Linked DNA regions of Mus musculus: all the other regions are linked to region 1. The links are chromatin loops, found by intact Hi-C in ENCODE. Cell type or tissue: heart. All regions are shown on one strand. Region 1 holds the start of Ppp6r1 (protein phosphatase 6, regulatory subunit 1). Region 2 overlaps Rpl28 (ribosomal protein L28). Region 3 holds the start of Nat14 (N-acetyltransferase 14). Region 4 holds the start of Zfp628 (zinc finger protein 628). Region 5 holds the start of Zfp524 (zinc finger protein 524).

Region 1 (5,000 bases):
TCGTGAGGAAAGGGAAAGAGATGGAAAACAGTTGAGGAAGATAATCGTTAAACTCTGGTGTCCACACCCATGTGCACACGGATGCACTCATACCCAAACACATATGCGTGCACGTGCACACACACACACACACACACACACACACAAGGTGGATGGCTTCTGGGGCCCTCTTGTCTTCACACACACACGCACACACACACGCACACACACCCTTCTCCATACCCATAAAAATGGAACTTAAAAAAAAAAATCTAATTACTGGGGGTGGGGGCTCATGTGTGCCATGGTGCCCAGGTGGAGGTCACAGGAAAATGTGTAGGAGTCAGTTCTTCCCTTCAATCAGTGGGTTGTGGGGATTGAACTTAGGGGGCTGATGTGAAGACTGACCAGTCTGGGAGGCCGCAAGACTCTATGTGTGGAGTTCAGAAACCCATGAGCAGGGCAAGTGATCATGATTGGCGCAGTGGTCCTTGGGAAAGGCTGGGCGTCCGGAGTGGGAAGGTGGCAGGTAGTTTAGAAATACAGGAGAGTGTTCTGCCTGCTGAATGTATGGCAGGCAGGTCTGCCCGCGCTCAGGACTCCTCTCACCCTGATCCAGGAGGAGCTGGAGTTCTGTGAAAAGCTGTTACAGACCTGTTTCTCTAGCCCTACCGACGACAGCATGGATCGCTGAGACCAGGTGGCTCCTTGCTTTCTCTCCGTGGGAACCCCAGGCCTCCTGCCTCCCTCCTTCCCAGGCACTCTCTCTTAAGGGATTGCCAGGCCTTGTTTGGGCCTGGGCCTGGGCCTGCCAGCCCATCTCTGGGTAGCCCCCTGGAGGGGTTGCTGAGAAAGGTGCTGGCCCCTTGATCCCCTCCCTTGCTTTCTGTCATCCTTTCTTCTCATGTCCACACTGCTCTTCAAATAAAAACATTTCTCCTGCTCCCTTATGCTGTCTTGCATTGTTTTTTGGAAGGTTCTTATGGAAGGAAGGAGGGGCTGAGCTTAGAGGATTTGGGGAGATGGTCACTAAAGGTATAATAAGTGTTGCTCTTACCTCAGAGCTGCTGTCTTTTCTTGCTGTGTTGTGCTGGGACCATCTGTTCTTTAACACACACACACACACACACACACACGTACTTTTAAAAACATATTTGAGTGTATAAAGAGGGGCATGGCCTGTGAATGGAGGTTAGAGGACAGTGTGGGGCATTGATTCTCCCTTTCTCCCATGTGGGTATTGGGATCGAATTTTAAGTTGAGCCAGGTTATGGGCTTGCACAGCAGCCACCTTTGCCCATGAAGCCAGCTCGACATCCTTGAAGTTTTGTGTGAAAGTTAATCTTCATTGCCAAGTTGGCAGGATTTAGAATCACCATGGAAACACATCTCCAGTGTGTGTATGAGTTTCCAGAAAGGTCTAACTGGGGAGAGAAGACCCATCCTGGAATTGGGGGTGGGGTGGGGGGGGGGGGCAGGCTGAACTTAAAGGAGACAGGGAGCAGAGCTAGTGTTCACTTTTAATATGAAGGTGCTCTCTTACACAGAACTCAGTTGATACAAGATCGAACAAAAATTAAAAGCAGCACAGCCCAGGAGAGACAAGACGAAAAAAATTACTGACAGGTGTTAATCTGTGCAAGTCCATTAAAGCCATTTGAGAAGGGGTGGAGAAAAATATCTACATCCCTTGAAAGTCAAAATAATGACTGACGTGAAATGTCCCCGAAATATAAAGTCCTAATCTGCTGTTTTAAAAAAGGAAAACTAATGTTTCTTACATGCATTTATCTAGTCCTTACAGCTGACCTCTAAAACGGGCACGAAGGAGCAGGGGATGAAAGTTGGGGTAAACCGAGGCTCAGCGCTAGAAAAGGCCCTTTAGTGACTGAATCCCGGCGTTAAGGGGTTCCTCCCGGTTGTTACAAGAGGAGGCTTTGTGCAGCAACTGGCAACAGTAGACGCGGCTTGGGCAAATGCCTGAGTAGGAGGTCAGCCAGAAAACCTCGGCAGACGCTTAGGCATCCGGGACGAACCCGACTGAACAAAAGCAACCAGCTTCGCGTGAGGACGAAAAGTTGGAATGGATTTCTTAGGAGTTGACTCGAGTCAAAGAAATATGGTTGAAGGAGTCGGAATAACAATCGGATTTCCGAAGGTAGCTTTCAGGGCGAAAGATCCTAGAACCGAATATTCAGCGGATTTTGGAATGTAGTCACAGAAAACGGGGTTCTGGCTGCAGCAGCGCCTGCGCACTGGGCCCTCTAGGTTTATTCAGGGAGAGAACATTGGCAACCGTGGGCACGGACAGCCGCGGAGTTCCGGAGTGGGCGGGTTCTGGGCGCCAGCGCTCACCGCGCACGCGCCTCGCCAGGCCGACCTAGCGGCCTCTCGCGCACCTGCGCACGGAGAGCGACCACGAGAGGGCGGAGCCTGTCTTCTTGCGTCCTCCCGCGCTCGGGGCATTGTGGGACAGTGGCGGAGGTAGCCCTGCGTCGGAGGCCTTAAGGTGGACGGCTGGGGCCGGGGAGACCCAGCCGCTTCGGGTGACAGTAAAGCCGAGGGGACGGGCGTCGGCTCTCGGTGCAATTCTGCACCCGTCGGGCTGCGGAGGCTTCTTTTTCCTGTCCCGCGGGTGCCGGCGTGTCAGTGTGTAACCCGCGGCGACTTCCCCCGTCGCCCTGCTTCGGAGGCGCCTGCGCGGGCCTCGCGTCGGCCACGGAGCTCTGCGGTGGAACGAGTGCGCCTACTTTTTCGCGACGACCCGAACTCGTCGAAGCTCGGTGGTGAGGCAGGGGATTCCCTGTGACTGGAGGGCGCTTGCGCGGGTTCGCGAGCTCCGGCCCGGGCGCCTGCGCGAGCCCACCGGCGCCGCCCCCGCCCCTCTTAGCCGGCCCCTCGACAGGGCCGGAGCCGCCGGCGGCGGGGCGGCAGGGGCGCCCCGATGAGCCCCGAGTGCGAGGAGCCGCCGCCCCCCCGCGCAGGTGAGCCCCGCAGCTGCCTTCCCGGGCGTGCGCCTTCTAATCCGGAGTCTTTTCCTCAAATCTCCCTGAGCGCCCCTGAGTCTCTTAGTATCCTCCCTTTCACTCCCTAAGTCTTTTAGCCACTTGCCAGTATCATCAAGTCTATTTCCTGTCGCCGGGCCTGTGTCTACTTCGCTGTCATTCCCAGCCCGTCTTCCTCGTCTATTGGGGACCCTCTCTAAGTCTCTTAGACTCTTCTCCCCGCAGCCCCCAGCCCCCATCTCTTCCCACTGGGATCTACATCACCTCCACCTATCATTCTGACTCAGCTCTCTTGGGATTTGGGCCCACTCCCCTGTCCCCCCTGTCGTAGTCTTCCTCCTCTAGGGTGCCTTTCTCTTTCCTTCCTCTTGCCTGCTCTTTTGTGCTCACCTCTGTGTCTACCTACTCTTTTCACTCTCACCAGCCTTCGTGGACTCTTGACCTTTTTGTTTCTCACCCTCTGCTCAGGAAGGCAAGGTTAAACAGGTCTTTTCCTTCGCCTTGGCTGTGGCTGTCCTGTCCCTGTTTGTCCCTAGTTTCCTGTGGTGAGGAGGCACTTTGGAACCACTGTTTGGTGCGCTACTGGGTATTCTGTGAGATGAGGCCCATTGAGGGCAGAACTTGGTTGCTGGGTCCAGGAGGGAGTGGTCAGTGGAAGTCCCTGGTACTTTTATCTACTCAGGGAGCCAAAGGCAGAGCTGGACAGTCACAATTACTGTGTGTTGTGATGGTGGTAACCCAGGGTGCTGTGGCAGCAGGCCGCAGAGTGGGAGAGACTGGTGAGACCGGCCGGATGGGTGACTTTTCTGTCGAGGAAGGCTGAGTGGGAGTTAACAGATGGAGAGTGGGAAGAAGAGCTTTCCAGGTGGAAGAAACACCGCGTGCAAATATGTGAAGGTGGGAACACTGAGGGAGCCAGGATGGAGTGGGTTGAAGTGTTAAGAGGGCAAGGGTGGAATGGCTTGGCTGGAGCTGCTGTCCAGGGCCTTAAGTGACCTGGTTGGTAGTCCTTTTCCCCCCTCCCTTCGGTGGTGGTACTAGGGCTCAACTCCCAGTTTTCCTGCCACGGAGCAAGCATTCTACCACCGACTGAGCTACACATAGCCTGAGCCTCTCCTATTGCTTTTAAACTATGAGGCAGTATCTTGCAAATTTTTTTAGGCTTGCTTTGAACTCTGAAGAGCTGGTGGGCTATTGACGCACAATCGTCTAATCTCAGTTTTCTAAGTACCTGGGATTAATGTTTATGTTGCCAGTCCAAGGGAGTTATGGTCTTGACCACTCCTTATATACTGAGGCAATTGTACTGAGGATGTATTACCTGGAGGCAAGATGTTTCTGGAAAGGAAGCTGCACTGTATGACAAATGTGGTACTGGGTTGAGGGTTGTAAAACTGCCACAGAGTTGCTTCCATCTTAAAGGAGAAGTTCTGTCAGACTCAAGGCCAGTGTTGCAGGGACTGGATTGCTTCAACAACACAGTATGAGTTGTTTCTATGTGCATTCTGCACAGCTAATGTGGACAGTTCACACGAGAGCACTTGCTGTGTTCTGCCACATGCACTTGGAGTTATCTTGTGCTCTTTGAAATGTTTCTCCTGTGGGTTTTTTGTTATTTATTTTCCTGGTAACCTTTGCCTAATGCAAATCATTTTGCCCAAATTCAGTGACTCTACTCTAGTTTTAGGGTTGGTATAATGAGGAATTACCTAGAGCAAGAGTTTTTGTGAGTTAGACTTAGTTTGAGTCCTGGTGCTTGCCTTTCCTAGTGGTGAGTCCTTGGAAAAGTTAGGCAAGTGTTCAGTACCTGTTTCTCCTCTATAAGTGGGCTAATAGGAGGGCTGTCTGTGTAAAGTGGTTCAGGATATTGAGTGCAATGTTTGTAGATGCCTATCAGAATGCAAGGCACACAGCAAGTATATCGAATCAGTATCTCTTAGGATTATCATCTGATTTTTGATAATATATCCCAGTAGTTCTCATTGGGTATGATATGTCCTCTCGGAGACATTTGGC
Region 2 (5,000 bases), 140 kb before region 1:
CCTGAGACTACACAGAGAAATCCTATCTTAAAAACAAACAAATTGCTGTAGTTCTGCATTGGAATAATTCATTCTCATCCTATCTCTTGGGCACCCAGTTCCTTAATCTTATTTTGGGAGGAAAGTCTGTATGAATGCACAACGTTTAAACATGCGGGTTGAGGAGATGGCTCAAGAACAGGATGACTTGGGTTGTTTGGTTTTTTCTTGGTTTTTCGAGACAGGGTTTCTTTGTGTAGCCCTGGCTGTCCTGGAACTCACTCTGTAGACCAGGCTGGCCTCCAACTCAGAAATCTGCCTGCCTCTGCCTCCAAAGTGCTGGGATTAAAGGCGTGCAGCACCACGCCCGGCTTTAGGACAGTTTTGCATGTACAGAAAAATTGTGAAAGTTGCTAGGTACACTCAGCCCATACTAGTCTGAGACACAATTTAAAAACAATTTTGTTTATAGATTGCATTCCTACAGTTGGATCTCTGTATATGCTCAGTATAGGTAAGGCAAGGACTGGGGATAGGCTGTACAGTACAGATTAACTCAGCTGAGCTGGCTCAAACACTGCTCATGCCAAAAAGACTTGTCCTGGAGAGATCTGAGGCCTTGGATTGTCCTGCTGGTAAATGTTATCCATCTGCCTGATTAATGATTATCACTATCAATTTGACTTCTGGGGAGGGAAACTCCTTTGTGTGTGTGCTCTCTGCCTACCAACCGGCTCCCAACCCTAAGCAACTCTGGTATTTTGATGTATTATACACAGATGCTGGGAACTATTTCCTATGGGATTCCATCGGGGTCAGTGGTGAAGTTAATAGAAACTGGAAGAAACGCTATTGAAGAGGATCTGTCTCTTGCTCGTTCCGTGACAAGCATTTACCGAGCACCTCTTTGGATGCAGTGCAGAAGTTACAAGGTTGGTTCCCTCATGTTTCATATATATGAAACACACACAAACGTACATACATATTTGTGTATCTGTGAGAATGTGCATGTGAACAGAAGTGCCTGTGGAGCCCAATGGCAATGATTCTCTGGAGTTACAGAAGCCTGACATGGGTTCTTGGGAAAGAAACTGGGTCCTTTGCAGGAGCAAGTGGTCTTTACTAAGCCATCCCTCCAAGTGCTCATGAGCATTCTAAGTGTGCAGGCTGTGGTTGAACTAATTAGTAAACAGATCAACAAGGAAATGCAAGTGGGCCTCCTGACCAATTCTAGTTGCACAAAAACCTACCTCCATTCCCAAAGACTTACAGCTGAGCCTGCTCAGCCATGCAAGGAAACACAGGGAGGCACGCCAAGTAACCTACAGGACATTAAACCTGGTGGAAAAGACTCATTTTTTCTTTCCGGTTTTTCGAGACAGGGTTTCTCTGTATAGCCCTGGCTGTCCTGGAAAAAGACTGATTTTTATGTGATGGTGCAAACTGTATTCCCAACAGAGGCAGCCTGTTATACTACACTGCTATGCAGGCCAGTGAGGGAAGGGACAGCAGGGTTCAAATCCTCAGCACCCACAGGAGAAAGCCAGTCATAGCGGAGATCGGGATCAGCATACGCCTTTAATCCCAGGAGACAGGAGGATCCGAGTTCCAGGCCAGCCTGGTCTGCATAGTGAGTTTCAGGACAGCCAGGGCAACAGACACTGAACCTGTCTCATTAAAATCGATAAAAATTAAGCTCAATAGTGGCAGCATATGCCTTAAATCCCAGCACAAGAGCCAGTTCCAGGACAGGCAGAGTTACACTGAGAAAACAAAAAATTGTTTACAAAGCTAGTCATGGACTAACAAGATAGTTTAGTGAAAGCAGGGCGTGGTGGCACACACCTTTAATCCCAGCACTTGGGAGGTAGAGGCAGGTGGATTTCTGAGTTGGAGGCCAGCCTGGTCCACAAAGTGAGTTCCAGGACAGTCAGGGCTACACAGAGAAACCCTGTCTCGAAAAACAAAAAAAAGCTTAGTAAAAGGAGCTTGCCCTCAAGGCTGGCAACCTGAGTTTGACCTCCAGAATCCACCTAAAAGTATAGGAATAAAACCATGTATTGTCCTCTGACCTCCCCATGTGCAAACTGATTCATGGACAACAGAGCCAGATGCTGCCACACAGCTGTACTGTACTCCCAGCACAAAGGTGGGCAGAGACAAGCTGGGGGTTGCTGACTTCCGAGCCTAAATCCAATTCAATGGGACTGTCTTAAAAGGAACAATCAGGACACCATCCTCCTCTGACCTCCTGCATGTACCACATTGGCTTTTTTACATTCATTTGAGTCCTAAGTCTGCATGTACACCTGTGTGCCAGAAGAGGGCATCAGATCCCATTATAGATGGTGTGATCCAAAGCTGAATACTGAGAAATGAGGTCAGAACTCTCTGGAAGAGCAGCCAGTGCTTAACTGCTGAGCCTTCCCTCTAGCCCCTACACATGCTTTTTCAAAGAGGGTGAATTCACCTTATTTACACCCCAATAAAAATGAGTATAAGTTAAAAAAAATATTTTCCCGTCGATAGGTCAACAGGGTGGACTGCTGCCAAGAACGCTATGCTCACCAGCATCTCAAAACATAAGGGTCTCAGTTCACTTCAGTGAGCTGAGCCAGGGTCTATCAGTGGGGAGAGAGGTGCCATGAGTTAAACTTGGGTTAAAAATAGTTCAAGGGGGGGCTGGCAAGATGGCTCAGTGGTTAAGAGCGTCGACTGCTCTTCCGAAGGTTGTGAGTTCAAATCCCAGCAACCACATGGTGGCTCATAACCATCCATAACGAAATCTGATCCCCTCTTCTGGAGTATCTGAGGACAGCTACAGTGTACTTACATATAATAAATAAATCTTTAAAAAAAAAAATAGTTCAAGGGGCTGGAAATGGCAACAGTTAAGAGCAATGACTGCTCTTTCGAAGGTCCTGAGTTCAAATCCCAGCAACCACATGATGGCTCATAGCCATCCATAATGAGATCTGATGCCCTCCTTTGGTGTGTCTGAAGACAGGTACAGAGTACTTACATATAATAAAATCTTAAAAAAAAAAAAAAAAAAGAAAAGAAAATAGTTCAAGTCGGACTGGAATGGACAATGATCCAGTTGGGACCAAAGCCCAGGCAGCACTTTGGCCTGAGTTGTGTAGCAGCGACAAAAATCCAGCAAAAATGGTATGGGTACTATTTTGCATGTGAGCCTCAAGTTTTCCAGGAAATGCTAGTACTGGCTGGAAGGGGCAAGAAATGGCCACTGAGTCCCTCAGTACACCTGTATACTCACTTTACTTACCCACCCACCCAGATAGACTTACAATGGCTGATTTCTGAGATGTGGTCGTCTCTATAGCCCTGGGTATTCTCGGAGTTGCTTTATAAACAAGGCTGGCCTTAGTCACCTGCTTCAGCCTACCAGAATGCTGAGATTACAAATATAAAGGACATGCATTTGGTAAACACTAGACTTTGTTGACATTTTCTAAGGTCAGCAATTCACACTGAAATTCTACTGCAGCAGCACAAAGTCCCAGCTGACACCCACCAGAATGTTTCCTTCAGGAGTATCACTGTTTCACACATCAGAGCATCTGATAACTGAAGACTTCACTCTGAAACCGGGTATTGAACCTCCCATTTCCTTCTTATAAGGAGGCTTGTCAACTGAAGGGTGGGGGCCTTATCTGGGTCAGTGGACTAAGACCTGGTGAGACAGCCTCAAGCTCAGGATATCTGACAGTGTCAGCAGCTAAGAACCCTGAAGTCATTTACCCTCACTCCTGTTTCCACAGGAATCAACTGAATGTCCTGCACAAGCCGCTCTCACTCCTGTTGGTACCCAGATGGCCCTGAACAGCTTCTATCCCCAACAACCCTCACTCCAGATGAACAAGTTCTAATAGCTTTGATAGCACAACTAAAGACAGCGCAGAGCCACAGCTCAATGAGCACAAAACATTTTGGAGGCCTAATGGAAGTCAGTGGACTCTTTATTGCTTCGGGCGTGTGGGGCTCAGGAGCTCTTGGTGGGGCGGGTCCGTTTCCTCTTCACCACCACAGGCTTCTGGCTTCGAAGGATGGCACTGGCCCTGCGGATGGCCGCCTGAGGACAGGACAAGGAACTTAGCTCACAAACTCAAAAGACACTCCCATTTACTGCTGCTTGTTTCCTAGGACTCCGGGGAGGCAGGGTGTGTGTGTGTGTGTGTGTGTGTGTGAGTGATCAAAAGTCCCGAGTCTAGCTCCAGCTAGGCAGAGCCAAGCACCCAGGCCTGCATGCAGCCCCTCAGGTTTAGTACCAGCTGCCCCCCTGCCTTAAGTACCCATCCATTACTCACCATACGCAGATCAGGGCGGTACTTGTTCTTTCGGATCATGTGTCTGATGCTGCTGAGGGTAGCCCGAGCATTCTTGTTGATGGTGGTCCTCACATAAGAAGTGGCAGGTTTTCGCTGACCTGGTAAGGAAAGCCTAGGAATCAGTCCATCTGCATGAGCCCTTCAGAGCATCTGCCTGATGGAACACAGAGCCTCTCTGAAGACCATGCTCACCCCATCTTCCCTCCAGCCCATTCAGTACATCCCTTAGGTGACTGTCACAGGTAAGTCTTAAAGCCCGGGAAAATCCCATCCCTCTTTAGGAACCTCCCAGATACAGGAGGGACATAGCGCATGCACTTAATCCAAGCACTCAGGAAGCAGAGGCAGGTGGATCTCTGAGTTCTAGACCAACCTGATGTAGAGTTCCAGGACATTGAGGTCTACATAGAGAAACTGTACTTAAGTTTCTCTCTACACTTCTTAATTTAAAGATCACCTTACACAGCCGGGAAGTCAGAGGAAGGGCAGTTCTGGACCCTGGAAAAAGGGAGCGCTATCGTGTGCAAAGGCTCACCGGATCTGCGTTTCATAACTACCACGACCCCTTTGCCATCGGCGGCCGGCTCCACTCCGACGGTCTTGCGGTGAATTAGCCCGTTGTAGCGGAAGGAGTTTCGGGCTTTCAGATTATTTGGCTCCTGGGGAATAGGT
Region 3 (5,000 bases), 260 kb before region 1:
CCAGGCCCCTAAGGTGCTTACCCCCCCCCCCAAGGAAATGGATCACTCACCAAGGAGGCAGGCCAAGCCCCTCATGTTCGCAGAGTCCAGGGGCAGGGGATGGGGTGAAAGGGGAAGGAGGGCAGGAGAGGGGAGGAGGAGGCAGCCAGGGAGGGAAGCAGCTGCTGAGGAGCCCTGGACAGCTAGGAGCAGGCTGGGCTGAAGGCTCTGCCAGGAGGGAGAGAGGCTGCAGGGATGCAGCAGGGGACAGGAGGGGGAGGGGGCTGGCCACAGCTGAGGCTGGAGGGGGGGGTGCGGGGGGCAGGCAGAAGGGAGGTGTTCAAGTGCAAACACCCACACTGGAGGGAGGCGGCCAGCCAGGCTCCAGAGGGCCACGTGCTCAGAGATGCTTATGGGGATGGCAGCTCTGGGAAGGGGCAGGCCTGGGTGTCTGGGGGACAGGGCTGAGGGCACACCCTTCTGCCTCCTCTTATTGTCCAGCCAGGCAAGTAAGTGCAGCTGGGAGTGGACAGATTTTGGGGAATCCTGCAGTAGCATGAGGGCCTGAAGCCAGATACTAGGAGGGACTTCCTAGATCAGGAAAAGAAACTGAAAAACTCCTGTCCATTTGTCACCCACTGTGGTAAATCTGGATGGGAAGCTCCCAGTGCCGATTCGAGAAAAGAGTGTCTGAACTTATTACCAGTTCCCAGAACAAAGGTATGGAGGGTAGAGAGACTGAGGGGTCAAGGCTTCGGTCTGGAGGGGGTACACACACACACACACACACACACACACACACACACACACCAGGCAGCTGTGAGGGGGAAAACTTTGGTAATGGGGAGCATGACTCAGAAGGCCTGGCAAAGACTGGCTGCCGCTGTGAGCTCACTGCTTCTCCTCTTCCCAGCGCCCCCCCCCCCCCCCCAACACACACACTTCCCTAGCAATTAATGTCAACTTCTTCGGAGAGGAGGAGCCAGACAGAAGGAGGGAGTCTGGAGAGAGCAGCTGGAAAATGCATCAGACAGGAGACAGGCACACAGAAGTTTCAGGGTTTATTAACAAACAGTGTAAAAAACCAGATGGGCTTGGAGACACTGTGCTCCTGGCCCCACCCACTCCCAGAAGATCTGTCCCCTTTGGGAGTTCCCTGTCACAGACTCTAACTTTTAGTCTCTCTCTCTCTCTCTCTCTCTCTCTCTCTCTCTCTCTCTCTCTCTCTCTCTCTCTCTCTCTCTCTTTCCTCAAATCTCCCTTCCAGACCTCAAACACAGGCAGCAGGGGCTTTGTAGACCCAGAACCCGACGTTTTTCAGTGCATACAGACTGGGGCAGTGGGGGTGAGGCAAAGGACTGGACACGGTGACCTCTAGTGGTCCCAGAAGACCAAGAAGGGATTTGTTCTACTTGAGTTTAGAGTCCTCATTGCAGCTGGCAGGCACACTGGGAATGTAAGTCCATCAACCTCGGTGCTTCACTATCAGCCCAGCAGACTAGGTAGACACTGAGGGGGGGATGTAAAGTGCCTGGCACACAGTAGGTGTTCTTTAGGTGCTGGTTCTCTGCCCATCTATCCAGTGGGCATGGTCTCTAATCACAGGTCTTTGCTGAATTCCCTAACCAGCATATAGCCCATGCAGCCCCAGCCTCCCTCTGCCTGGTAGCCACAGGCCTCCAATAACCCTGCCACCCCCCAAGCGGCTACAGCCACTGGGACCACGAGCCGGGCCCGAGGCTCCCCCATACTTCCAGCCCATGCTCGGGCTCGAGCCTCGGCAAAGGCCAGCAGCCTTCTGCCCACGCCCCTGCGACGGTGCCATCGAGAGACAGAGAGGCGGGTGACTCGGGCTCCATCCCCCACGTTGGCACCAGGGGCCAGAGCCAGGACTCCACACACATCGCCGGAGCCACGGACAGCCACCCAGGGCCCTCCCAGGCCGCCTGGTGGAGGCAGAGAGCCCCATCGGGCTCGCAAACCCAGCTTCACAGCGGCTACAGCCAGAAACACGGGCAGCAGGAGGGCCAGGGCGAAGGAGGCCAGGATGAAGCGCAGTCCGCTGCTGGCTGCAGCCAGGAGGAGAAGGGCTGGAGGTCGTGTCAGAGCGTGGAGGGCCACACGGTTTTCCGTGTCTTTTACACCAGCCTGTGGGTGGGAGTAGAGGCTCAGCCATTCATCACATAAGAACTTCCGAGGAAGGATTTCTCTTCTCAAGTGAGAAGAGAAGCCAGCGGATGGGGTGGTCCCAGTCTGGCCCATTGGGTGTTAAGGGCTGAGCGAATGAATGCGGTTTGCCCGAATGAAATGAACTGATTTAGGACCTGAGGCCCATGAGTCCGGATGGCATGCTAAGGTAACGCACCAAAGGAGACTGAACAGGATAGGCAAAGTGAAGACATGGGCTCTTCGCTGGAAGGTCTGGGGTGTGTGTGTGTCTCAGTAGCCCTCATTTTGGGACTGGTAAGTGGGGCTGAATGGAGGTCAAGAGACCTGAACACCCAGCCCCTACACCCTTTCAATTGCTTTTTTAAAAATGGCAGCTGAGGTTTAAGTAGGGAGAAGGCAGTAGAGAAAAGAGACCAATTAAAAACAGCTGAGGCGAAAATCCCCTCCCCCAGGACCCCCGGAGCTCAGGCAGGTGGGCGGGGCTGATGGAACCCACTTTGAATGGCCCTAAGAAGCTGCGCATGCTCACTGGTGCCCCTGCCGGCCTCTCACCTTCAGCATCTCCAGCACCAGGGGCTTCTCATCTTCCCTCATTTCCCGCACTGACAGGTGGTTAGGGGCCATGGTAGCCCCCAGGCAGGCCCCTCCCCAAGGGAGCTGACGTTGTACACCTGCTGAAAACAAGTAGGTTGGTGTTAGGTGGGCACCTGAGTTCTAAGAGCCCTGGGAGGGATGGGCCGCAGTGTTTCCCAGATCGCCAAGGACCCTAGAGCATTGCCAAAGAAGACTGTCACAGTGGCAGGCCAGGTGCCTCCATACCCAGTGGGGCTCTGAAAATCGTCCCGAATCGTCCCCCACTCCGGAGAAGACATTCATTGATCTGCCTGTAAACTCATCCCCTATCCAAACTCCAGCAGCCGGTCTCCTGAAGTGGTCCCACCCCACATAGCAGAAACAGGGCCCTGAAAGGCACCTCCACGGGGTTGCTCGAATCCCTTGACAGTAAGGGAGAAGGGGGGCAGGGGCAGGAGAGGGTCACCACCGGAAGTGACGTCCACGCTCCCGACTGGAGGCAAGACCGGCACCTTAGCAACTGTTGCCAAGCTTCCCCCACTATGGGGCAGGGGTTGGGAGTAATGGAGGAAACTGCGAGGACGAGGGAAGAGCTGTGACCTGCTGGAGGCCAGTGGGAGAACCTTGGAGAAGGGGGGATGGGAGTGGGGGACAGAGAGGGTTTCTTACCCGGCCTGCCTGGGAGGATTAGCACAGCTCCTTTCTTGCTGGTCCTTCGTTGCTAAGCGACCTGAGCATCAGGAAGAGGAGGCGTTGCTTGTGAACCTAATCTCATTGGCGCTTGGGTCTTTGAGGGAAGGGATGAGGGGTAGCATCAAGCATCCCCATCAGCTGAGACCTTATTCTCAACCCGGAGGCACCTGGGGTATCGTTTGAATTAATAATATTCCTCTACCTACCTTTCAGGTGAGGTAAGGGTGGTTTATAGGAAAGAAGTGGAAAATCCAGAAATTGATCCCTAACCCTCCCTGCTATAAGTACAACTACAGACGAATACATACAAAGGTTGGGAAAGGACCAGAGAAATAGCTCAGGGAGTAAGAGAGCTTGCCAAAAGGAAACCCACATGACTGACTCCCACTGTCTCTCTGTCCTCTGCAAGTGTACCCGCCCTCCCACCCCCAGCACAGTAAAAGCCTTAACAGTTTAAAGGATGGGGGAGCTGGACCCCACCCCGGAGAAGCATTTAGCCCTCCAAGTACAAAGCAAGTCACCTCAGATCCGGGAAGCAAGAATGAAGACTTCCAGGTCTGAAGCAGGGGCTATGCCCATGACTATACCTCCCCCATGAAAACAAAACCAGGAAGAGATTCTGGGTCTTTATTAGCAAGTCCAGCCAGCAGCCCCCCTGACTCTGGGGCTGACCCCAGCCCAGCTGAGGAGAACAGTTAATTGCGGGGAGGGGGTCTCTTCAAAACGTGTGTACCAGTTGGACTGCAGGAAGAGTCTGCACAATCTGGATGGAGGGCAAGTTCTGGGGAGCCATGACCCCTGGTCCAGCCACTGCGGGGACCACTTGTACCATCTGGGACGGGGGAGCTACGGGCACCCCCACAGGGGCAGAGACCGGGCCAGGTGCTGACGGGGCCAGGAGTTGCAGTGTTGTGGTGCCTCCTGCAACGCTGCTATTTTCTAGCAGATCAGTAGCTGGGGCGCTACGAATGATAAGGAGTTTCTGTCCTGATGGGCCAGTGGCCGCTGGCTCCGCCAGACCGGGGGAAAGCGTTTCCACCTCCTGCACGCAGAGCCTAGTCTGCTCACCATCCGCCCCACTCAGCACCAGCACACTCTGCAGCCCCTCATCTGTCTGCAGTGTCTCAAACAGGACGTCCTGGACCACACCAGCACCGGCCTCACTGTCTCCCACTTCCCCGGGCCCAGGGCCGGTCAGCAACTCTTCAGTTGCCCCACTCTGAACCAGCAGCAGGTTTGGAGCTTCTGTAGTGCCAGCTCCTCCATTAGAATTGGAGACTTGGCCTGTCAGGGGCTGGAGCTGGACCGTAGTCACCTCCTGTGCTGGTTGTAGCTGGACTGTAGTCACTTCCTGTGCAGGCTGTAGTTGTACCGTGGCCACTTCCTGTGCTGGCTGAAGCTGGACCCCACTCACTTCCTGTGGTCCTGTCTCCCCACTCCCTACATTCTGCAGAACAATGAGGCTCTGCCCTCCCCCGCTAGCCCCTGCATTGGCCCCTCCTTGCAGCCCCAGACCACCTGGGCCTGGAAACCACACCACCCCTGTCCCCTGTCCAGCTTTCCCAACAGACCGAGGGCCTGGCCTT
Region 4 (5,000 bases), 260 kb before region 1:
CTCCAATCCAGGCACCAACAGGTCCCAAACGAGCCAAATGTCTTTCCACCCAGGAGGCATCTTGTGATGTCTGGAGACACTGGCTGTTGCTTGTCTGTCAAGGGCAGGGACAGAGGTGCTTCTCAGCACCCTACAGCACACAGGATGAATCCCTACAAAGATGCAGTCCAAAAGAGTAGCAGCTGACAACTGCAAGGGTCCCCGCCCCCAAATACTCTATGCCATGGCCTCTGACCTCCCATGGCATCCTCTAGCAGTTTGCTTCTCTCCTGGCCCAATCCCAGCAGCATATGTAAGGAAACAAGACCCCTTGTTCCACTTCCCCCAGCCCTTTATATGTCAGGGGGACTAACCTGCCCCTCCCTCTGGAACCACGTCAGGTGCCTGCAGTCCCCACATACCCCAGCTCCTTGTACCTGCAGTCCCCACATACCCCAGCTCCTTGTACCTGCAGTCCCCACATACCCCAGCTCCTTGCTGCTGAGTCTTTCCTTTAAGCATATCTCCTAGCTGCAGATGGCTGACTCTCCCTTCTGTGACCACCTTAGCCTTCGGGCTGGATCCTTCTAAACCTGGAGGTGGAGAATCAGAGCTCAGTCAAGAACTGCTGTCTTCCTCTCTGCCCCCACTGCCCCTCTCTGAAAGCCCTTACCCTCCCCTAGGATTCCACAATCTATAGAAAACTCTAAAAGTGTGACTCTACCCAGGCCTCTCCTTTGCTCCAAATGCTTGGGACACAAGATACCTCACACTTAACCACAATCTAACTCCAGGTCTTTCTCCCTCTATGCTCTCCTGTTACAAAACTTAAGGGTTGGGCAGGAGATGTAGCTCAGTTGATGGAGTGCCTATCCAACACACACAAAGTCCTAGGTGTGAGCCCCAGCACTGCTAAACCAGGTGTGGTAAGAGGAGGCTAAGACAGGAGGATGAGTCTGAGGCAAACCTGGATAGTAGTCACACCTATAAGGGGACAGAAGACAAACTCCCTTACAGGAGCCTGCTGACTGCGCATAACTACGTCCGTCTTCTCCCCTCTTGCAGGCCTCCTGTCCCTCTAGCCGTTCAACTAAGCAGGGAAAGCTACCACCACCTTATGCCTAGTGCCCTTCCCCTCCACCATCCACAACTCACACTGTCACCTCCAAGTCTTCAAGAACTCACCCCAGAGAGCCTTCCTCAGACCACCCTTGAGCACTCCCTGATCTCCTCCCATGCCTTATTTGCTCCCTTCTTCACGGGGCCCATCACCTTCTAAATACTATAGGGCAAGCATTTCTCTTTGTCTTTTTGAGACACAGTTTCTCTGCACAGCCCTGGCTGTCCTGGAACTCACTACCTAGACCAGGCTGGCCTCGAACTCAGATGTCTGCATCTGCCTCCTGAGTGCTGGGCTCAAAGGCGTGCATCACCACCACCCTAGCCAGGACTTCTCAACCTCACCAGCACAGAGATTTGGAGACAGGTCATTCTTTGTCAGAGGGGCTGTCTAATAAATGGATGGGTGTTCATCAGGATTCCTGACTCAATAGGATGGATGCCACTGGTAACAAAACACAGTGCCAGCTTGACCCTTCCCTAGTAAATCCTGAAGTCAGTACTGCAGTGACAGTACCCCAGGACAGTCCCATCAACATATAAGTCTCTTACTGCTTGTTCTACTCTGTCAATGTTCACATCATCCAAACAGAGAACCTCTGCTTCGTTCGATCGATCGTTCTCTGATGCATCCATCACCCACCAAAACATCAGGAGAGAGCATGCTCAGTAAAGACAGTCTGAGTGAAGAGAGGGAGGCACCCCCTTTTGACAGGTTATAAAGGATTTCTTTTTCAAAGGGCAATAGGCTATGAAGGATTGTTTTTTTAAAGGGCTGTTGTTCCTTTTGGCGTGTAGGTGACAAATGAGGTTCAGAAACTGTCTGTGCCTCTGAGGCCATATCTTTTAACACAAGAGGCCCAACGGAACAGGGACCCATCTTAGCAGTGAGAGTGCCCTTTAAGCGTCTGGGCTTTACGAGGAAGCTCTTGGGGTTTGGGATGTAGCTCGGTTATTAAGGGTTAATGACTGGCATGCACAAAGCTCTGGGTTCTTGTCACAGTACACCATAGAACTGGGCGTGGTGGCACAGGCAGGCCTGTAATCCCAGCGCGCAGATGAAGGCAGCAGGATCGTAAATTTAAGGTCATTGTCAGCTATACAGTGAGTCTGACGGCATCCTAAGCTACATGAGGTTTTATCTGGGAGGGAAAAAAGATCTCTTTGTTCAGATAGTCTAGGGACCAGCAGAATTATGAAACTTTTCCTTCAATGTTTGGGAAACTATCACCCGCTTTTAAGGAAATAACCCCCTTTTAGGAGAAAGGGGAGAAGGGAAAGGGCAGGAAGCTTTGCAAAAATGCAGCTAAACACACTGTCCTTACCCCTTTAAGAGGGCGGAGCCGGCCTAACAGATTAAATATCGGAGGCGAAATAGCGACCTTCCCTTTAAGGTACCCCTTCCGGTTTCCCGCTCGCCGTTCTCCAAACGACTCCGCCCTCCGGCCCTTCCCCCACCGCGCCCTCCGGTCTCTCACCTGTGGCCCCGGTCGGGGAGGGGGATCAAGGAGAACCCCAGGGCCTTCCCGCGGGGGCTGACGGGAAGCGGGGCCCGGCACAGCGCTGCGGGACCCGCGGCCCGGGAGGGGGCGGGGGCGCGCTCCCTCCCCACGGCCCCCGGCGCGAGGCACTCAACCTTTATCGGCGGCCTCTCGCGCACACAAACCCCGCCGCCGCCGCCTTCGTGCGTCATGACGCAACGCGCCAAGCCCGGCCCGGCCCCACCCACTGCTGGGGTTCGCCAGATGCAGAATCCCGGGGGTCCAAGCCTCAGGCCCGTGGTGTACACGCAGACCCTGTTCCCTCGTGCTGGGAAGGAAACTGAGGCACTCAACCTTCCTGCATGGCCTGGGATGGCCTGGGTCTCGGGAGTCTGAGTTGCCCCTACAAGCCTGCTTTTTTTCCCCTGCCTGCTGGTATCTGGGGCCAAGCTTGCTTTCTGAGCCTGTGCTGAGACTTTCGGATAGATTATTTTTGTTGTCTTAATTGTTTTTTGTTTTTGTTTTTTACTTTTTGAGACAATGGGCTCTTGTAGGCTCATGTAGCACGGGCTGGCCTTGAATTTTTTTTTTTTTTTCCGAGACAGTCCTGGAACTCTGTAGACCAGGCTGGACTCGAATTCAGAAATCCTCCTGCCTCTGCCTCCCAAGTGCTGGGATTAAAGGTGTGCGCCACCACTGCCCGGCTGCCTTTTTCTTAAGATCTATTTATTTTTACCTTCTCTGTATATGTGAGTTCCCACATGCATGTCTGTGCACCCCATGTGTGCCTGGTGCCTGAGGAAGCCAAAACAGAGTGTCAGATCCTTTGGAGCTAGAGTTACAGGGCAGTTGTGAACTGTCTGGTGTGGTCCCAAGGAACCGAAGCCCAGTCCTCTGTAAAACTAGCAGTTGTTCTTAACTACAAAGCTATCACCCCAGCCCTAACTTAGAGGGCTGGTGAGATGGCTCAGACTGATGGTACTGATGCTCGCTGCCCAGTGAAGCCATAGAGGAGTCTTAATCCAGCAACATGGCTATTGTGGCTGGAACACAGATATGACCTTAGTACACACCTTTAATTCCAGGAGACAGAGGCAAGCAGATCTCTTTGAGTCCAAGGCCAGCCTGGAATAGAGCAAGTTTCAGGTAAGGAAAAGCTTAGGACCAGGTTTGGTGGTGCATGCCTTTAATCCCAGCACTCAGGAGATAGAGGCATGTAGATCTCTGAGTTCTAGGCAACCAGTTCAGTTGAATCAGTGAGTTGAGAGGCTATGCAGAGGAGTTCAGAGGTAGTTTTCATAGAGATGGTTTTATAGAGACAAGTTGCAGGTGAAGACACAATGAGCCAGAGAATAAAAAGAAGCCAAATTAGAACAGATTTCTAGAGTTAGTTTGAGGTCAAGCAGAGCAATTCAGTCAGAAGCTGAGAGAATCAGTCACTTTGGAGAGGTGTTTAGGCCAGAGAAGCTGAGTTGAACCAGCCAGCCAGAATTCAGAAAGAGCTAGAAAGGGTGAGTTTATTCAACAGTAGACATCAGAGATGGCAATTACATCTGGAAAATAGCAATTACATTTACAACATGGATATGGTGAAAGGTGAGAACAAACTCCCACAAGTTGTCCTCCAATCAGCATCTATGCTGTGTGGCAAATACATGCATGCCCATACACACAAAATAAGTGGCTGAATGTAATTTACATTTTTTCATTTTATGTATGAGAGAGAGAGAGATCCAGAGAACCCGCCTTTGATTTCTAGAATCCACAACAGTGGCTCACAACTGTAACTCCAGTCCCACAGAACCCTCCCGAGACACCGTGGACACAGGCACAGACATGAGTGTGGTAAAACACACATACACATAAAAAGAAATATATTATTTAAGTTCAAAGTCTCGCCTGAGATTCAAGGCAGCCCCTTAGCTGTGAGGCCCTGCAAAGTCAAAAAGAAAGTTCCAAGATTCTGATATGCAGTGACACAATAGACACCCTGTAGGGTCCGAAAGTCAAGTCGCTGAAGACTTCAGACTCAGTATGCAAAGACGGTTTATTCTAGAGAAACAACCAGCATGCAGAGGTCAAATATTTTTCAAAATGTCAACCCCAGACAAAGGTGCATAGGCCTTCTTATAGGGGGACTGTCAGGAAGGATCAGGTAATCTAAAATTTCATTGGTGAGTGCTAGGCTGGGGGGGGGGGGTCATGGGTGGTCAGTGGCCTGCATTCCTATGTCACGAACTTTAACTATAGGATGAGGTAGGGCTACCCAGCGCAGATGGCCCATTCTGAGATAAAGTATTTTCCCCATTTTTGTGGTTATCCCCAGGTCTTCTTTGGGAGGAGTTTTATGACCTTGTTTCTGTGTTTTGTGGTCTGCTTGGAGCTGGTGCCTAATTGCTTTCTTTTCAAAGTCAGGCCTGG
Region 5 (5,000 bases), 360 kb before region 1:
CGGTGGGCGAACGGGGCCTAGTGCGCATGCGCCCATTGCGCCCGCTTCTTCTTAGGGCACCACCCACAGGCTCCAGGCTTCCGGTTAGGACGCACCCTAGACTCGGGTCTCAAGCCAAAGCCTCGCTTCCTAGGCTGGACCACGCCCATCTCTGAACGTCCCGTTATAGGCCGGTCGGATTCCTTTTTCTGCACCTCCGATTAGTTTGTTCTATTCTTTCTTCGCTCCAAATCTCTACTTTTGGAACTCCAGCCTCTCAGACGGGTCACACCTACAAGCCACGCCCCCTTCTAAATCCTGCCCCTTACACAAAAAAGCTTTGTACAGCCTGTTGCATATAAGGGACATCGGTTTTCTTTTGTGTTGTTGTTGTTTTAAACCTTTTGATTTATTTCTTCTTTTGAGACAGAGCCTCCTCACACTGTGGTCAGGGTGGCCTTGAACTCCTTTTTTTTTTTTTTTTTTTTTTTTTTTGGTTTTTCGAGACAGGGTTTCTCTGTATAGCCCTGGCTGTCCTGGAACTCACTTTGTAGACCAGACTGGTCTCGAACTCAGAAATCCGCCTGCCATTGGATACCAAGTGCTGGGATTAAAGGCGTGCGCCACCACGCCGGGCTTCAGGGTGGCCTTGAACTCTTGTATAGGCTATAATGGCTTCAAACTTGCAGCAATACTACCAGAGCCTTCAGGAATTCTGGGATTATAGTGATGACTCTTTAATGACTTGTATGTAGTCCTGCCTCGCACCTTGAAAGCATTCCTTTAAAGTTAGTTGTTAGCAACCATTGGCATCAATTAGCTCAATGCTCTTTAACTCTTAACCCAGACTTACTGAATATAAAGCGTTGGGATGGATCTTAGGAATCCATTTGAATTGAAACACTTCTGATGCACTCTTAGATGAGAACCACAGCTTTGGCACACTTTACACTTAGCCACTCAGAGCTCTATAAATCTTTCTTAATTCAGCCCCATTACACTACAGACAGCTAAGCCTAATTCTATGCATCCAAGCTCTCCCTTGTTGTTTTTCTTCCCTCTCCATGGCCTGAATGGCAGTCACGTCTAACAGTTAAGCCTTGGCCTCTTTTTTTTCTTTTTGTTTTGTTTTTGTTTGTTTGTTTGTTTTTTCGAGACAGGGTTTCTCTGTGTAGCCCTGGCTGTCCTGGAACTCACTCTGTAGATCAGGCTGGCCTGGAACTCAAAAATCCGCCTATCTCTGCCTCCCAAGTGCTGGGATTGAAGGCTCAGCTTCGCAAGCCTCTATTAAAAGATCTCTTAACAACAACAATCTTGAACTCTGCTTCATTTTGAAAGTATTTCCTTTAAGCCCCACCCTTCATTTAAATACCATTCATTCCCTCTAAATTGCTTTCTGCCAGCCAAGCCTAAACTTCTTTGACCCTCAGACAAATTTTCAGCCTCCTCTTGGGTTGGGCAGCTCCAACCTAAGTTTTTACTGCACAAGTTTTGAACATCATCTCAGCCCTGCCTTCTCAAGCTCACACCCTTCTCTCTAAATGCTATTGAGATGGTCGATGCTGTTCACACTCCTCAAATCACACCCTCCAGCTGGCCATTGGCCCATACATCAAGCCCTCAACTTAGTTTTTCTTTCCAAATAAGAAGTTCTCTGGAAAAGAAATGGGAGCAAAAAGTGTCTATGGAGAATTTGGAAGAATTTAACTAGGATGGAGCCTTGACTCACGTTTGCATAGTAGGTCAAAATTTTTGTAGTACTTGTCTGGTGGAGGTCAGATTGGGCAAAGGCTTGTTCCAAGTCATTGGTTCTTTGGCACCAAGCTAGGGAGATGTGTGAGATGGGGTTGTCTCCAATCACGCACACACACCACTGTCAGGCAAGGTAATGGAGGAGCACTGAAAGGGACAGGCACCATGACTGAACACACAGTGGAAGTCAGTAGGCAGGGATTTATTTCCACAGCCCATGCCTCCCAGAGCTTCTCAGTCCACAGGAGGGTGCCCAATGGCACCAGGACCCAGAGGTTTAGGTCCCTGCTTTTGATCCCCTTCCATGGTGGGAATACCACCAGAAACAAGGGTGTCTTGGCCTTCTTGCCCGCGCCCAGCACCAGCTGAACCCCCTGCTGTAAACCCAGACAGGGGAGAAGTGGTGGAGGATATGGGCCAAGTAGGCTCCTTTCCTTCAGGACTCTCCTCCTGTACCCCTTCTTGAACAGGGATGCCCTCGTCGTCGTCCCACAGCGGTTGGGTTCTTGGGTTTGGGGGGCACAGGCGCACAGGCATCCCCACAAGCTCTGGGTGTTTGCGTTTGTAATGGCGCCGGAGAGTATTGGCCTCGGTGAAGCGCACCCTACATGAGGGACATTGGTAAGGTCGCTCACCAGAGTGGATGCGGTGGTGATGTGCGAGCTCCCCTGCCTCTCGGAAACGGCGAGGGCAGAGCACACAACGGAAGGGCCTAAGGCCAGCATGGATGTTACAATGGCGCCGCAAGTGGCTGGACCGTTTGAAGGTCTTGCCGCAATCTTTGCACACGTGTGGCTTCAATTCTGAGTGTGAGATGCTGTGGCGCTCCAGGTCAGAGAGGTAGGGGAAGGCTCTCAGGCACACGGGACAGAAGTGCGGAGCCCTCTTGGAACCAGAGCCCTGGGGCCCATCTGCTGCTGACCCTTCAGGAACTGTATAAGGAACACCCTGATCATCGATCAACAGAAGATCGCTGCTGCCACCGCTGTCCACTGGTGCTGTCAACGGGGTTTCCTGCTCTGATCTGGGGGGACGGCCCCTCTTTCGAGGGAGGGAGGACTTGAGAGTCCGATTGGAGGTGGTGGCTCCCCCTGGAGGTCGGCCTCGGCGCCCCCGGGGAACAGGAGGCAGTAAGGCCAGAGGTTTTTCTTCCTCCCCAGACAAAGTTGAAGGCAACGGGTCTGAGCTGGGGTTGTCCATTGAGAAGTGGGGAGCTCGAGTCTGGGTACTGGAGCCGGCTAAGAGAAGAGAGGGGGCGGTGTCAGTGTGGTGAGGGTCTAAGCCCCCGTGTACCCCAGTATCTCACCTATTCCTTCTAAAGACTTTTGAGATCCATATAAGACATTCTGTATAAGTTAGTAAGACATGCTGACTGCCCTCCACCAAAGGGTGTCCCATAACTTCTTAACCTTTGGATCTAGTTTTTCTTTCATGGAGGTTAAATAAGAATCCCCCTCTCCCACCAGGGTTCTATGTTTGAGTGTTTGGATCCATTAGTGGAACTGTTTGGGAAGGATTAGGAGGTGTGGCCTTGATGTGGTAGGTGTGGCCTTATGGAGTAGTGTTTCACTAGGTGTGAACTTTGAGGTTTCGAAATCCCACACCAAGCCAGTCTCCTCCTCCCTCAAACCTATGGATCAGATGTCAGCTCTTAGCTACTGTTCCAGCACCATGTCAGCCTGTTGGTCACCATTCTCCCAACCAAGATAGATGATCACGGACTAACCCTCTGAAAAATATAAGCATGCCTCCAATTAAAACGCTTTCTTTATACGTTGCTATGGTCATAGTTTTTCATTACATCAACATAACTACAAAAAGCCTTTAAAGTCAAAACAAGCCAAAAATAAATAAATTTTTGAAAAAATCCAGCTAAGAATGTAGGCCTTGAAACAGCCCATCAAATTCTGGGTCACAAAGGTCTCAAAAGGCTCCTGCTCCCCACAGAGATGGGGGGGCATGAAGAGAGACAAGTCCTAGCCAAAAGCTATTGATTTGTGAAAGATATATATGAAAGTTGCTAAGAGTCTGGGCTTTGAAGTCATATACCCAGAAATCAAATGCTGAGTCTGTCCCTTCCTTTGTGTGACCTTAGCCAAGATCCTTACTTCTCTGAGCTTATTTGTGTCTTTTGTAAGATGGAAATCGGGGATTTTTGTTTATTGGTTTGTTTGATTGGTTTTACCTACTAACCCAGACATGCTGTGAACATAAGAGCCAGCACTACAGCACTGGTCGTTGAGCCTCACAGCAATCCTCTGAGGGAACATTTTCAAAGGGTTTCATTTGGATCCAGTTTGGCCAACAATCACCATGTGATTCTACAAGTGGCTTTGCCTGAGTCTGTTTCCTTCTCTATAAAGTCAATATACCAAGGTTGTTGGGAGAATCGACAGGAATGAGGAAGCTTCAAAAATGTCCTTAGTGCACAGTCTAGAAAATAGAAAGCTCCAGGACTTTCCCCAGTGCCCACAAGATCCCAGGATAGTAGGAATTGAGTGTACTTGGGGTCAAAGGTCAAAGGTGCAGCTAGCAGCAGATTCTGTCGGGGGACCCTGCACCCCTCTTTTTATTATTTTATTGTTTGGTTGGTTTAAAGTTTTGTGTGTGGTGTTGGCTATCCTAATCAGGGCCTCACACATACTGGGCCTGAGCTACACCCCCAAAACTTGCACCCCCTTTTAATATGCACATAGCATGAGGTCCACACAGAAGCAACTTGTCCAGGATCATATGGTTCGCACGATGAGGAAGCCTGGACAAGAAGCTGAGTTTCTGAAACATACCTATGAAGTGACAGAGTGGCTCTTCGACCCTCTCCCACCCACAAGTCCGGTACGACGCGTGCCTGTCAGGCGCGAGTGGCCCAGCCCGCAAGCGGGGCGGGCCCTCAGGGTACGGTGGCCAATGAGCGGCGCGGGGACATTGGTGGCAGGGGCTGCCAGAAGGGGGTCTGCGCGCGCGAGCCCAGACCGCTCGGCGGGGCGCGAGGTCGACGTGCGCAGGAGAGAGCAAAGAAGCTGGGAACAGGTGCCGGGTGCGCGCTTATGCGCGCGCGCCGGGACCACCCTCTTTCCCCCATCCCCCCCACCCGGGCCCCCCGCCTCTGGGTACCTCATTTGCATGCTGCCTGGGCTCGCGTGTGTACGCGCGCGCGCGCCGGGGGCGACGGGCCGAAGCGTGGGAAGGGGCGGGAGAGAGGGGGCCCAGCCCCTAGGCGGCGGCGGGGCGGGGGTGTGGGAGGTAGCAGAGCGTGAGCTGGACCCCGC

Evidence for each region. Hi-C counts contacts between places; a loop is a spot of excess contacts. Peaks named below come from ENCODE experiments on the same cell type or tissue, not always from the same donor. Only the 100,000 strongest peaks of a DNase experiment are listed, where the experiment ranks them.
Region 2: it touches region 1 in a loop (2.5-fold over the local background); 3 of 42 quality-filtered maps call a loop at or near these places.
Region 3: it touches region 1 in a loop (1.8-fold over the local background); 3 of 42 quality-filtered maps call a loop at or near these places.
Region 4: a loop joins it to region 1, with 2.1 times the contacts of the local background. A loop is called at or near these places in 3 of 42 quality-filtered maps.
Region 5: it touches region 1 in a loop (2.0-fold over the local background); 2 of 42 quality-filtered maps call a loop at or near these places.

Annotation. Positions count from the first base shown.
Region 1 is chr7:4,656,444-4,661,443 of GRCm38, reverse strand. It overlaps Ppp6r1 (protein phosphatase 6, regulatory subunit 1), which reads left to right and starts at 2,494. Exons shown (of 24, transcript NM_172894.2): 1 at 2,494-2,963. It overlaps Hspbp1 (HSPA (heat shock 70kDa) binding protein, cytoplasmic cochaperone 1), which reads left to right. Exons shown (of 8, transcript NM_001360629.1): 8 at 599-928. The coding sequence ends at 673. In heart, a CTCF peak has its summit at 2,378 (motif pointing right); DNase peaks (open chromatin) are centred at 2,353, 3,103 and 3,713; H3K4me3 peaks cover 3,352 bases; H3K27ac peaks cover 3,061 bases.
Region 2 is chr7:4,793,490-4,798,489 of GRCm38, reverse strand. It overlaps Rpl28 (ribosomal protein L28), which reads right to left. Exons shown (of 5, transcript NM_009081.2): 3 at 4,864-4,987; 4 at 4,308-4,426; 5 at 3,943-4,072. The coding sequence ends at 3,983. Among named protein-coding and RNA genes, the nearest start is that of Rpl28, 3.0 kb to the right of the region's middle. In heart, a CTCF peak has its summit at 2,289 (motif pointing right); no DNase peak of the experiment used is centred here; H3K4me3 peaks cover 1,334 bases; H3K27ac peaks cover 870 bases.
Region 3 is chr7:4,921,030-4,926,029 of GRCm38, reverse strand. Zfp628 (zinc finger protein 628) reads right to left here. Exons shown (of 3, transcript NM_170759.2): 3 at 4,027-5,000. The coding sequence ends at 4,133. Nat14 (N-acetyltransferase 14) reads right to left here and starts at 3,444. Exons shown (of 3, transcript NM_001358881.1): 1 at 3,391-3,444; 2 at 2,701-2,822; 3 at 1,024-2,127. The coding sequence starts at 2,772. The coding sequence ends at 1,579. It overlaps Ssc5d (scavenger receptor cysteine rich family, 5 domains), which reads right to left and starts at 209. Exons shown (of 14, transcript NM_173008.3): 1 at 51-209. The coding sequence starts at 75. In heart, CTCF peaks have their summits at 1,934 and 2,687; DNase peaks (open chromatin) are centred at 299, 949, 1,809, 3,259 and 3 weaker places; H3K4me3 peaks cover 4,942 bases; H3K27ac peaks cover 4,942 bases.
Region 4 is chr7:4,912,982-4,917,981 of GRCm38, reverse strand. Zfp628 (zinc finger protein 628) reads right to left here and starts at 2,765. Exons shown (of 3, transcript NM_170759.2): 1 at 2,577-2,765; 2 at 466-572. Gm51297 (predicted gene, 51297) reads right to left here and starts at 17; the gene lies at 1-17. In heart, no CTCF peak of the experiment used is centred here; DNase peaks (open chromatin) are centred at 2,103 and 2,761; H3K4me3 peaks cover 2,329 bases; H3K27ac peaks cover 2,373 bases.
Region 5 is chr7:5,015,406-5,020,405 of GRCm38, reverse strand. Zfp524 (zinc finger protein 524) reads right to left here and starts at 4,898. Exons shown (of 2, transcript NM_025324.2): 1 at 4,846-4,898; 2 at 1,918-2,969. The coding sequence starts at 2,931. The coding sequence ends at 1,966. It overlaps Zfp865 (zinc finger protein 865), which reads right to left and starts at 30. Exons shown (of 3, transcript NM_001290426.1): 1 at 1-30. In heart, a CTCF peak has its summit at 2,825 (motif pointing left); DNase peaks (open chromatin) are centred at 5, 2,945 and 4,645; H3K4me3 peaks cover 1,965 bases; H3K27ac peaks cover 2,309 bases.